3 separate regions of the Homo sapiens genome follow, and regions 2 and 3 are each linked to region 1. Evidence: chromatin contacts called from ENCODE Hi-C or POLR2A ChIA-PET data. All regions are on one chromosome and are shown on one strand. Each heading gives the region's core, a stretch centred on a gene start or an enhancer-like site at or near the end of the contact. The rest is flanking DNA. Distances are from core to core; before and after follow the strand shown. Region 1 holds the start of LARGE-AS1 (LARGE antisense RNA 1). Region 2 overlaps LARGE1 (LARGE xylosyl- and glucuronyltransferase 1). Region 3 overlaps LARGE1 (LARGE xylosyl- and glucuronyltransferase 1).

Region 1 (4,245 bases), core at 863-3,362:
ATTGGGGTCGCAAGTGGGAGTTGAGGTCGGAGCTTGGGGGTGAGCTGTTTTGATGACGTTGTAAAGGGAAATTAGAGCAAGATCCTGGAATGCGGTAAGTGAGCCACTAACAATATCTGGCCTTACTCACTTGCTTTCTAGGCAATGAGGAGCCACAGAAAGCCTTTGAACAGGGAGTGGCACAGCCTTTGAGGAAGATTCCTCTGGAATCTATACGAAAGGCTGGAGGATAAAAGGAGGCAGAAAGCAAAGCCAAAGGGGTCAGACAGAAGCTAGCAAAGGCTTGTTCGAACAAGGAAGCCATTAGAGACAATTACAAGAAAGAGAAGTTTCTAGTTTAAAAGAACCGTATGAAGCTCTCGTTAAAAAGAAAACGGAGTTGCAGTAGTGAATTTCCAGGTTGGCTGCAGACCAAGCCCAGATTTAGGTTCACGGTGTAAAGAGCACAGCCTTCAGGGTCCAGGGGCAAAGGGAGGCATGCCATCTTTCTTTCTCCCAAGAAACAGCTCCAGGATGTGGGTGATGTACAAAGAAATTCTAGAATCAGCTCATGTCTACAGATGCTTTGGAAATCCATTGTGTCCAGTGAGGTACTGTAAGGTGATGAGTGGAAACAAGAATGAAAAAGGTGCTTGCTGATTCCAAAAACCTTACACACAGACACACACACTGATATCAGGCGGATTTGGGTAAGGCTCATATGAAGTTAATCAACAAATCAAGGGAAAAGGGACATGGAATTTGGAAAATGACTAAGAAATGTTGGAAGATAAAATTTGTGGTGTACCTTAGAGAGAAAAACTCCTGTATTTCAGGAGACTGCCATCCACACAGGCATTCTGAGCCCCCCTTTTTTCCCCCTCTACCCATGTGTGATGGTCTCTCTGCGGGACCTCATTCATTCACACAACTCCCTATACCACCCTTAACCTGAGAAGGGCCCGGCTGGGCCACCAAACCCAATTGCGATTCATCACTGAGCCCAGCCTTTGGTTGCAGCCAAAACAGGAAAGAGAATGAAGGAGGCTAGAAATACCACAAAGGCAAACTTGGAGCTAGTGCCCACCAAACCAATTCCCTGCTTCAGAAATGGAACGATGCTGAACTGTCAGCTGAAGAAGGCTGCACAGCTTGAAAGAGGAAGCGTCAAAGGAAGCTTGGTGGAGAGGAGAGTGTGAATAGGGAAGTGCCAACAGGGACACGTGCAGGGGGTGGGAAGGCAGGCAGGACGCCCAGTGAGAGTGACAGAGGCCAGCAGAGCACGAGTGTGCAAGGAAACACAGGGAACGAGAGGCTGCGTGGCTGACAGTGTGCCGGGGTGACAGGCGGATACGGCACATGACGCAGAGTGGAAGACAACCACAGGTAGAGAAGTGTCAGCAAAGGAATGCATTTTTGCTGTTCTCCTAACAATTCAGCACACATCAGATGGGAAGGGTGAAGGAGGAGAGCATGAGACAGGGGTGAAAAGCAGAGCCACAGGGACAATGAAGGACTAAGTCCCATAATACAAAGACCACGGGTCTTTCTTGACTAGACTGATGATGCTATGGGGGTGGAGGTGGAAGTGGGAATCCCTGGCTCTCAGCCACAGTTCTATAAGGGTCACCTTCGTGCCCTCATCTGTATGCTCCAGTAGGCTCATTACCCAGGAGAGAATTATCTCCAGATAGAGAAGGGAAGAGTTGATATAATGTAGACCAAACTCCACCCAGCCATGCCCACAGGCTATGGTACGGGAGACCCATTCCTCCCAGAAAATGGTGAACAAAGGCTCTGCATGCATTTATCAACTTTGTAACAGTCATGGTAACTTCTTCTCCCTTGGCTCATTCATTTATTCATCCATTCATTCATTCGGCAATTATTACTGAGTGTCTGGGACAAGCTGGGCACTTCTAAGTGTACTGAACATGACCAACCAATCACCTGCCCTCAGGGAGTTTACAGTCCAGCGGGAGAACATAGAAAAGAGACAGTCTCAACAGCCAGCAAATACAGTGGAGGCATCAGGCAGTGATCAGAGTTGTGAAGGAAATAAAGGAAGGAAAGGTGGGGTGGGAGGAGGAGGGTTCTGATTCTGACTTCATAAAGGGCCCTCTCTCACAAGGTGAAGTGTAAACAAAGACCTGCAGGAAGTAAAGGGGCTACAAGGGATCCATGGAAAGAGCATTCCCAGAAGCGGGGCCAGGGCAGTGCGCACAGTGAGGAGAGCAGGTGTGTGTGAGGTGAGTAAGAGAAGACACAAGGGTGGGGGCCGCGGGAGGCAGAGCCAGGAGGGCAGGGCTGAGTGGCTCTGGAAGCTCTGGAAAGGCCAGCGGTCAGGTCTGATGGTGGGTCTGAGCAGAGTCGCTTTGTGACACCCTTCTGCTACTGCATGGGGCGAGGGAAGAATCCCAGGATGTGGTCTGGGAGGCAGGAGCACAGAGGCGACAGGGTGGTGACCTGCCCATTGGCCTCGGCCGGTATTCTGAATGCAAGGGTCAGCAGCAGCAACTGTGCAATAGTGCCTTTCTTTTCAAAGAGCCAGCTGCTCTGATTCACAGACAGTCCCTCCCAGTTGAGGGTTCATCAGGAACTAGAGGACCAACCAACAAGGTCATTTACCTGTCACCACTGCTGCATTCACTGGTAATCAAAAGGGGCAGGGTAGGGGAGGACCACGAACCCAAAGAGAAGGTCTGGGAGCATGCAGACATGCCTCTCAAGCCTCACAATTGTCCTTTTGCTAAATTTAGGTTGAAACAAAACGTTCAAAGCCCCCTCGGAAGCCCATCCACAGGTGTGTGACTGTGAACCGCATCGTAATCTCCTAGAAAGCAAGAACATCAGGCTTACATTTTCCACTTGCCTCTCACGGCTCAGAGCTCTGCAGTATATACAGTAAGCACCAAATGAACACTTTTCAGATAAATTAAATAACTGCAGAATAGTCATAATGACAGTGTTTTTTTTAAAACAATATTTAATAATTGCTTACTCTGTGCCAGTACTTTTCAGCCAAGGGCAATTTGCCCCCCTGCCGCGGAGACATTTGGCAATGTCTGGAGACACTTTTGGAGTCACAAATCAGGGGAGAGATGCTGCTGGTACATAGTAGGTTCGGAAAGCTGCAAAATGTCATACAGTTCACAAGACAGCCTCCCTGCCCCCCATAAGGAAGGATTCTCCAGCCCCCAAAATCTAGCGCTTATAAATCACTATTTATTTTCACAGCTACTCTTTTTTTTTTTTTTTTCCAGTTGAGGAAACTGGGCCCTGAGACATTAACTTGCCCAAAAGATCACAGTGGGCAACATTCTAGAGCACAGTGGAAGCCGACAGGTAAATAAGTAGATGGGTAGAGTGCAACAGACAGGCAGACAGATTGAGACAAAAATGGGAAAACTGGGAAATATGGAAAAGAACAGGGAATGGATGAAAAGTAGTCCTAAGCCAAGCTCTGCCAAGAAATGACACATGGCCCTGGGCCTTCCCCTCCTGACTCTAAACCTGAGAGCACACAGCTATAAAATTCCAGGAGGTGTAGAAGATCACTGACTTCCAGCTTTAACATCTTCAGGACAAGTTTTTCCCTGCAACTGAAATATTAGCATTATATAAATACTCGTAAACACGTGGCAATATTCACCGTACAAATCCTAAATTCCTTCCCCTTTACTCAGCAAAGGCAGGAGATGCCAAATGTCTTATGATATACTCCTCCCCTCCTCCTTTCCTTGCTTCTAAAAATATCTGTGAACAGCCACCTGTGCCAAGCACTGAGCCAGGGCTGGAAATATTCTAATGCCAGATGTGCAAAGTCCTTTTTAATATGGTGTATTTGTGAAGCTTCCATTACTTGGCCAGCCCCAAGGTGGGCAATTTCCCTACTGCACAGATGGGGCACTACACTGGGACTCCAGCTAACTTTATAAGCAGCAGGCAAGACTGGGGGAATTGGGGTGCAGGGACAGAATTCCCTCCCCACTCGGATCATGCCTCCCAGTCAGTGTCAATATCTACCTCTCTGCTCAATAAATCCTGATGATCATCTTAATAGAAATCATTACCTACTAAATGGCAAAGGAATGAGAAAGCAAGGCAATATGGATGAGAGAAAGAGGTTTTGAGATGAGATGTGAGTAGATTTGGAAAAGCCGGGTAGGGAGAATCAGTCTGTCATGGCTAGCACGGATGGGTCAATGCCGGCAGCAGAAACAAGGCTCCCTGAAGGTCAAGGTGACAGGGGGAAGCCAGGAGGAG
Region 2 (4,245 bases), core at 1,033-3,532, 120 kb before region 1:
ACGAACAGGAGTTGTGGCAAGATAGGTGGGAAGGAAATATCAGATGGAAGGAACAGAATAAGCAAAGACTCAAACACAGAAGAGGGGGCAAAGGGAACCAGAGGTGTGCTCTGCTACTTAGAGTTAAAGGAATAGCGAAGGTTTACGGGAATGCCAGTGACAAGACTGGAAGTAGAATCAAGAGCCAGAATATACAGGACTTCTTAATCGGGCTGTGGGTCTCAACACGATGCAAGCAAAATGGCACCACAAAAAAATTGTAAGGGGAAGAGATGACCAAAAAGGTTTCATTTGGTTGAAACCCCTCCAGCCTGACATAACCTTTAATATTTATTCAGCAGTGTCTTTTTAAAGCACATTCAAATATATTCTCTCATTTGAGCCTCTTAATTATCCCCATGAGTTTGGTATTTCATCCACCTTTTCTACTGATGAGAAAACAGGTCCAGCAGAGATGCGTGGTTTACTTTGTGTCTTTTGATCAGTAAGTGACAACAGGCAAATTTAAACCCCAGCCCATGGGGGTCTGAGTTCAGCCTTTACTTCACTGGGTAATGGAACTCTCTAGATGACAGCTACCATAGACCACTTTCAGATTATACACCAGGCCAATGCTCTCCAGCGTCTCCAGAAAGCCTTGGTGGTCAAAACTCACAGACCAAAGTGGATTTTGTGCACTCAAAGGGGTTACTTTAATACTTCGATAATAAAATCAGATTCTGCTGGCAAACAACTTCCTTACGCCCTACACATTTTCAGTTAGGAGCTGAGATTTCTGGCATTGCTACAGTCTGCTCAACCACAAGTAATAACGCTTCCAGCTAGAGGAGATCACGGAAGTGCCTCCCCTCCTGCCCATACCTTGAGCTCGTCTGCATTGTAGAAGTCCACACGCACAGCGGGCACCATCCAGGTCTGGAAGAGCGTGGCCAGGATCTGCTCCGCAATGGAGTCAGCAATAAGGTGGAAGTGCAGAGGGTTCCGTCTGTGGGGAGTGTGAGAAGGAAGGGTCAGGTGGAGAGGTACGGCTCTTTGAATTACAGCTGCAAAAACACACTCTTCACAGTTCCTACGGTGGGGCACGTTTCTAACGGCAATTGTGAAAGTAAATCTGGAATGTTACGAAAACAGTGCTCACTGGTGAGGCTGCAGGAGCTGAAAAGGAGAGAAGTCATCTCACCCAACCTCTGTGACTCAGAGAAGTGACAACCAACCACCAATCACTACTGACACCCAATTCAGGCCAAACGCCATACCTGTTATTAGGATTCATTTTTTTCTGAAAGCCGTAAGTAGAGCATGTGTTAACAATTTGGTCAACCTTTATATCTGACTTATCAGCCTTAACGCAGAAACACAACAATGTAGTGTAAGTTTTTTAGACTGGCTGCAGGCGGCTGGCAAGAGACTTCTCCAATAGCACAGTGTAAGTTCTGTCTTCTGCTTGTTCCTCTCCAAAAGAAAACCAGGCTTTAAGATGGAGTCATCGGGAGCTCCCATCACCCAGTAACAGCCTGTCCTCACTTTTAATATTTCTATAGCTTTTGTTCATCTGAAATAGACCACTTCCAGGTTGTATACTAAGCCAATGGCCTCCAGCCTCTACTGAAAGCTTTGGTGGCCAGAACTCAGACCAAAGTGGATTCTGTGCCAACCAAGCGGTTACTTTAATACTTTTGATAATAAAATCAGATTCTGGTGGCAAACAACTTCATTATGCCCTGAACACTTTCAGTTAGGAGCTGAGATGTCTGATGTTGCTTTTACTGAGGCAGCACCCGAAATACCAAGGAGCATTACGCAAGGGCAAAACTTCCGGAGTTAAATGGAAACAGGTTCCAAACCCAGGTCTGAAATGTATGAGTGGGAATCTTGAGCATGTCACTTACCCCTCTGCACTGCTATTTCTACATTCTGGAAAATGTGGAGAAAGACCTTCTCATCAGGCTGCTGTGTTGATTAAATAAAATAAGAAGTGCAAAATACGGCACATCAAAAATAAACATGGGATAATAATCAATAGCAGATGCGCCCTACTGGCTAGATACAAAGCAATACGTCAGTCAAGAACTACTAGCATAAATACTATTGTGCTACTACAAATAATGACATAAAGCGTAATGCCATGAATGAGTACCTACTAGAAATAAAGCACTGTGGGAAATACAAAGATGAGAATGACCCGGCCCGCTGACCTCAAAGAGCTCATACTGCTCAGAGACAGACGAGCGCAGTTAAATATAAGCACGGGGCGGAATGTGATAAGGACTACAAAAGAACACAAAGTTCCACGGGAGTAAGAGCAGCAGCCAATTCTGACAGGGTCAGAAGGACGTGTAAGAGGAGAGGGAAGCTGTGCCCTAAAGGGAAATGCAGGACTTTGACAAGAGAAGAAGGCAGAGGGGATGCAATCTGAGGAGAGCAACAGACAAAGGCTGGGCCCAGGGTGTATTAGGAGTGGGGGCCGGGGGCGGAGGGGCTTAGTAGGGCTCCAGGGTTGGAGCAGAGAAGGACATGAGAATGCAATGAAAGTTTAATTAAAACAGTTTGGACAGGGCACGGCGGCTCACGCCTGTAATCCCAGCACTTTGGGAGGCCAAGGTGGGTAGATAATGAGATCAGGAGATCGAGACCATCCTGGGTAACACAGTGAAACCCCATCTCTACTAAAAACACAAAAAATTAGCCTGGTGTGGTGGCACATGCCTGTAGTCCCAGCTACTTGGGAGGCTGAGGCAGGAAAATTGCTTGAATCTGGGTGGTGGAGGTTGCAGTGAGCCGAGATTGCACGACTGCACTCCAGCCTGGGTGATGGAGCGAGACCCCATCACAAAATAAATAAATAAAATAAAATGAAATAAAATAAAATAAAATAAAAATTAACAGACTAGACTTCAGGGAGGTGTGGGGGGCAGGATGACTGGCCTTTTAGCTCTCGGCCGTCGGCATGGTCACTCCCCACACCTGTCCTATGTTCCAGACATACAGACCATCTCTCAGTTTCCCGCCCCCTACCCCGTGCTCTCTCTCCACCCTGGGCCTTATCATATTTAGCTTGCTCTGCAGGCATCTGTCCCGCAGTTGCTCATTCAATAAATCCTCACTGAGTACACCCTATTTGTCAGGGGATGAGCTGGATGCTGGGGACACAGTGGTGAGTCAGACATACCCACACTGCCCCTGCTGTCATGGAGCTCACAGTCTTGCCCACCCTGCACCTCCACATTCAGCACTTGGTTATCTCTTAGTCTGCCTTAGGACCGCCATCATTTGCTCCTAGGATCCTTTCCTGACTACCCACATCTAGGTCAGGGGTCCTTCCTAACTGTTATCCCAGCCATACGTACCGGCCTACTCATCCTTATGTAGTGGTTGCCTGTCTACTTGTCTACACCCCCCATGTGAGCTCAGCAAGCTCAAGGATCACATCAGATACATTCAAATAGACAGGCCCATGATCTACAGCACAGTGCCTAGAAGAGAGTAGGAGTTGAATCAATGAACTGAATGGATAGATGGGAGATGAGGGGAACAGATGTAGACATGTCATTTAGGAGATCATTAGACTTGGTGGATGTGAAATGAGAATCCGATTAAGACAGTGTTGGCCAGGTGCCGTGGCTCATACCCGTAATCCTAGCACTTTGGGAGGCCGAGGTGGGCGGATCACCTGAGGTCACGAGTTTGAGTCCAGCCTGACCAACATGGCGAAACCCTGTCTCTACTAAAAATACAAAATTAGCCAGGCGTGGTGGCAGATGCCTGTAATTCCAGCTACTTGGGAGGTTGAGGCAGGAGCAGCACTTGAACCTGGGAGGCAGAGGTTGCTGTGAGCCAAGATCGTGCCATTGCACTCCAGCCTGGGCAACAAGAGCAAAACTGCATCTCAAAAAAAAAAAAAAAAAAAAAAAGTGTCTATCCCAGGAAGAGCAACAAGGAAGCTGGATCTAGAGGATTTCAGGAGAACAGATATTAGATATGAGAAAAAAAAGAGGGAGGAGCAGAAGGCAACACTGGGGTTCCTGGGTCAGCGGCAATGGCTCCAGGACAGGGAATACAATGAGAAAGGCACCTTGGAGGAGGACAGTGAGTCTGGGATTGGGCAACCAAGCTGAAGTCAGGGGTGGCAAAGCCAGTGCTGCTGCTGAATGGGTGGGTCTAGACCTGAAGAAAGAAATTTCTCAAGGCCAACCTGCCATACATGTAACAGGTGCCTAAGGGTAATAAACTGAATAAACGAATCAA
Region 3 (4,245 bases), core at 545-3,044, 66 kb before region 1:
CTTAGTGCCAGATTTCAGGAAAGCTGTCCGGTTGCATCATCCTGCCCGTGATAAAGACACTACATCCCTAACCTTTATATGGCAAAATCTCCCTACGTACAATCTGTCACTAAAGCCTGCCAATTCTTTCTTCCTGATGTTTGAAGCACTTGCTCTTCCCATTTGATTTCAAACATCTCATCCGAAGCCAAGCCTCTTAATCTTATCCTAAAACAGGGGTCATCAAACTTTTTCTGTAAACATCCAGAGAGTCAATGTGCTTTACTTCGCAGGCTATGCTATCTCTGCTTCAAGCACTTGACTGCCATTGTAGCATAAAAGCGGCCATAGAAATACATAACAAATGGCTGTGGCTGTGTTCCAGTCAAATTTTATTTCCAAACACAAGCAGAGGGCCAGATCAGGCATACTTTTTGGCCATAGATTATGGATCCTGTCCTAGAACATTGTGTGGGTCTCCTGGGCTAGTCCCCCTGCCTCTGATTTCTCCCTGTTCCTGTCAGCTCACTCGCAGGTGCCACGGATAACATTCTTCAATCCTATTTCCACCACGTTTGCAGTCTGATAATGCACAAAAACAACTCTATCTACTTCAAGGTCATCCATCAAATTCAACAAACACTTGGTCAGTTCCCCCTGAGTACATGTCCTTGGGTGCTGTGTCTGCATCGTCTCATTTTAATTTATGCAACGCTGTCATGAAGTGGGTATTCTCACTATTTCCATTTGACTAATGAAAAAAAAAAAAGAGAAACAGGCACATGATTTAACTAGTTCCATGTCATCCCAGCAACAATGGCAGAGGGAGAGTCTTGAACCCAGGTTCACTGGCTCCAGATAAATGGCTCTTTCCGCACCGAACCGGAATGTCTCCTATTCAACACCCTCCGAACAAGTCCAGCCTAATTTGTGGTTGCGGTTGTTGTTTCTGCTTCATTCCCTGGTCCCTCAGGCCAGTGGTCCTCAATCTGGGCTTCCATTAAAAAACTTAGGAAACAATATGAATGTGCACAGGTCCCAACCTAGATGAATTCATATAGCATCTCTGGAGGTGGGGGTCTAGTTATCAGCATTTAAAAAAAAATTTTAATTTAATTTTACGGTCCGGGATACATGTGCAGGACATGCAGGTTTGTTACATGGTAAACATGTGCCACAGTGGTTTGCTGCACAGATCAACCCATCACTTAGCTATTAAGCCCAGCATCCATTAGCTACTCTTACTGATGCTCTCCCTCCCCTGCCAACTCCCCAACAGGCCCCAGTGTGTGTTGTTCCCCTACTTGTGTCCATGTGCTCATTGTTCAGCTTCCACTTATGAGTGAGAACATGCGATTTTTGGTTTTCTTTTCCTGTGTTACTCTGCTGAGGATAATGGCTTCCAGCTTCATCCATGTTCATGCAAAGGACATTGTCTCATTCCTTTTTATGGCTGCATAGTATTCCATGGTGTATATGTACCATATTTTCTTTATTGAATCTATCACTGATGGGCATCTGGGTTGATTCCAGTCTTTGCTATTGGGAATAGTGCTGCAATAAACATATGTGTGCATGTATCTTTGTAACAGAATGATTTATATTCCTTTGGGTTTTCAGCATTTTTAAAAACAGCCACTCCCATGGGATTCTCATGTGTAATGAAGGTTGAGAAATGCTGGCTGAGGCATTTCCCCAGACTCTCTAGATTCAAAGGAAGTCTTAGCATTGCCACACTTAATTATAGTATTGCTCTGACCCTGCACTCCATTTCCCTTACACAAGCCTCTACTGTATTCTCTCAGCAGCTTCCATCATGTGACCCAGACCCACATGATTTCCTGGTATTGTAGCTCCTCCAAGCATAGGGCCTGCTTTGCTCCTCGGCATCGCCCTGCTTCCTGGAAGACAGTCTCCTTCAAAAGCAGTTCCCTTCTAGCCCAGCTGCCTGACTATCCAGCTTCTCCGGTTTCTGGTTCCTTTCTCTTGACCAATCACAGGTCACCTTATTCCAATATATGTTTCAATTTTTCATTCTCCATATGAGACTATATTCATTTAGCAATTTGTAATTTTTGTTAGAAAATGCCCTCCTTTTAATTAACATAAAGATTTCACACCCTCATTCAATGCCAAATATCTAATATCATTTGATATTTCAAAGTAAATTAAATATTGCAGCCAAAGTCATTTTAGAAAAATTTAGAAAACTCAGTTTGATCTTAAAAGTTAATTTTGATCATGAGATGTCCACAGGAGAGCTGAGTCTGCCAACGTGTCATCAGCTTTTCTTTTCTAGGCAGTTTATAAGTCACAGCAAGACACAGGTCCAGGCTGAGCCATTTTCTTAAGTTTCAAAAGCATGGAATCAGATTTGCTGTGGGAAGGAAAATGGCAATGATGACACACAAAGGCTGCTCGCTTTTTATGAGGTACACAGGGAATGTTTTGCCCCAAAATTCCCCTAAGTGATTTTCTGGAAGTTATCTTTGGCAACCAAAGCACACTTGAGTTCCAGCAAAGGCCCTGGAGACAGATCTTCTGACAAAGATGGAAGAACAGTTAAAAAAAAAAAAAAAAAAAGGAGAGTTCCTCACTAGCTTCTAAAAAGAATTTGCAACTACAGTGCCAGGGAAAGAGGCCTGGATTCACTGCACCATAATAGGCTGAATGAGATCTGACTTTTGTCTTCCATAAAATCATTTCCAAGAACGTTAGCTTAAAGAGCTTCATTAAGTCAAGAAAATGAAGACATTTTTAGCACCAATTTGCTGTACCTATACCTGGGTTTAGACTACAAATGCTTGAAGTGTGTTCTAACGAGCAATGATACCAGTTTTTGTCTTTTGAAACTTCAGGTTCAATGATTTCAAAGCTTCAAATGTTTTGTTGTGTGTGTGTGTGTGTGTGTTTTTTTTTTTTTTTTTTGCCAAATATGCTAAGTTTTGAAAGTTGGAGGCAGTTGGTCTTTGAACTGCTGTTACCATGGTGGGGCAACCATGTCTTCCTGCTTCTATAACTGGCCCGTCATATACTCAAGGAGTCTGAGTATGGACAAAAGGGCTTTGTTAGTAGCATTCAAATCGTCACCAACCAAGGCCAAAAAAGATAATGTATTTAGTGCTCTGTTTCCTAGAAAAATGGAAGGACTTGACAGCAGAGTGAAGGTCTTCTCTTAGATCACCAGGTGGTTTAGAAAACCGTCATTGGAGGGTAATGATAACAGTGTATACTAGAAAAGGTGAATAGATATTCACCGCAAATCCTGACAATTGATCTGTGTGTGAGAGCACAATAAATTCACATTCCAGTCATCTTTGAAGAGCCTCTGCCCCCAGTTAGCCCCTAAACTTCAATCACTTTTACACAGCCTTGAAGGCATCACCAGCGTTAGTGACGGTCTCCAATGGTTGAGTCTGAGAAAGCATCCTTTCTCCTTCCCCAGTTTCTTGAGTCCTATTTCATACATATGCAATAGTTGGACACAATCCCCTTTGTTGGTAGATTCATCAAAACTAAAAGCTAAACAACCATAACGATTTTATCCTTTGCAAAGCATCAACTGAGTGTCCTCAATGTGGCTATTTACTATAAAATCAAATGCAGAAATACTATAGAATTTCTTAATTTTCTCTTTAGCAGCACTCAAGATGAAAGATTTCATAAGTGTTTTTTCCACTGATTTAATTTTTTAAAACCTTTGCAATAAATGTGTTATTTGATATGAAATATTCATAGCCCTTATAAAATCCCACTAAAATGTTCCAAGAGTGAGGCGAATCACACGTGCTAAGAATCATATTTTACAGTAAAAATTTTTAATGAGGTTTGATTTTTTTTTTTGTAGCTAAAATCTTGTTCAAATCAGAAGACCCACATGGGATGATTTTTTAGCAAAGATTTTCAATTTTATTTTGCATTCATCATACTGAGTATGTTGAAAACTATCCTTTTCTCACTTTGTGAATCTATACTTGCTGTAAGCCTCAAACTGTCATTCTGGTTGGCCATATTTATTACCAAAAAAGGTTCTATGATTTTTTTTTTTTTTTTGAGCCAGGGTCTCGCTCTGTTGCCCAGGCTGGAGTACAGGGGCTCAGTCTTGGCTCACTGCGACCTCCACCTCCCAGGTTCAAGCGATTCCCTTGCCTCAGCCTCCCAAGTAGCTGGGATTACAGGCGCGCCACCATGCTTGGCTAATTTTTGCATTTTTAGTAGAGACGGGGTTTCACCATGTTGGCCAGCCTGTTCCTCGAACTCCTGACC

What was found. A loop is a pair of places that touch in the nucleus more often than their neighbours do. ChIA-PET counts read pairs that join two places held with the same protein, here RNA polymerase II (POLR2A). Pooled maps may share reads with other maps.
Region 2: a map of heart right ventricle shows a loop between it and region 1 (1.9-fold over the local background). The contact joins the enhancer-like site here to the promoter of LARGE-AS1 in region 1. A Hi-C loop is called at or near these places in 2 of 168 maps with a recorded cell type or tissue (Right ventricle myocardium inferior and heart right ventricle). POLR2A ChIA-PET finds 5 or more read pairs at or near these places in 1 of 52 experiments (K562).
Region 3: a loop to region 1 is called in a map of heart right ventricle, with 1.9 times the contacts of the local background. The contact joins the enhancer-like site here to the promoter of LARGE-AS1 in region 1. A Hi-C loop is called at or near these places in 2 of 168 maps with a recorded cell type or tissue (heart right ventricle and sigmoid colon) and 1 of 50 pooled maps. POLR2A ChIA-PET finds 5 or more read pairs at or near these places in 1 of 52 experiments (CD4-positive, alpha-beta T cell).

The regions. Positions count from the first base shown.
Region 1 is chr22:33,722,874-33,727,118 of GRCh38, forward strand. LARGE-AS1 (LARGE antisense RNA 1) reads left to right here and starts at 2,113. Exons shown (of 7, transcript NR_038950.1): 1 at 2,113-2,228; 2 at 2,739-2,883. All of the region lies in intron 2 of LARGE1 (LARGE xylosyl- and glucuronyltransferase 1), which reads right to left.
Region 2 is chr22:33,603,574-33,607,818 of GRCh38, forward strand. It overlaps LARGE1 (LARGE xylosyl- and glucuronyltransferase 1), which reads right to left. Exons shown (of 15, transcript NM_133642.5): 5 at 862-985. Among named protein-coding and RNA genes, the nearest start is that of SNORA50B, 99 kb to the right of the region's middle. Within about 2 kb of position 2,283, at least 3 of the 41 ENCODE cell types and tissues checked have a DNase peak (open chromatin) inside an H3K27ac peak, as active enhancers do; they include heart right ventricle, where a contact is called at or near this core.
Region 3 is chr22:33,657,202-33,661,446 of GRCh38, forward strand. The region is part of intron 2 of LARGE1 (LARGE xylosyl- and glucuronyltransferase 1); the gene reads right to left. Among named protein-coding and RNA genes, the nearest start is that of SNORA50B, 46 kb to the right of the region's middle. Within about 2 kb of position 1,795, at least 10 of the 41 ENCODE cell types and tissues checked have a DNase peak (open chromatin) inside an H3K27ac peak, as active enhancers do; they include heart right ventricle, where a contact is called at or near this core.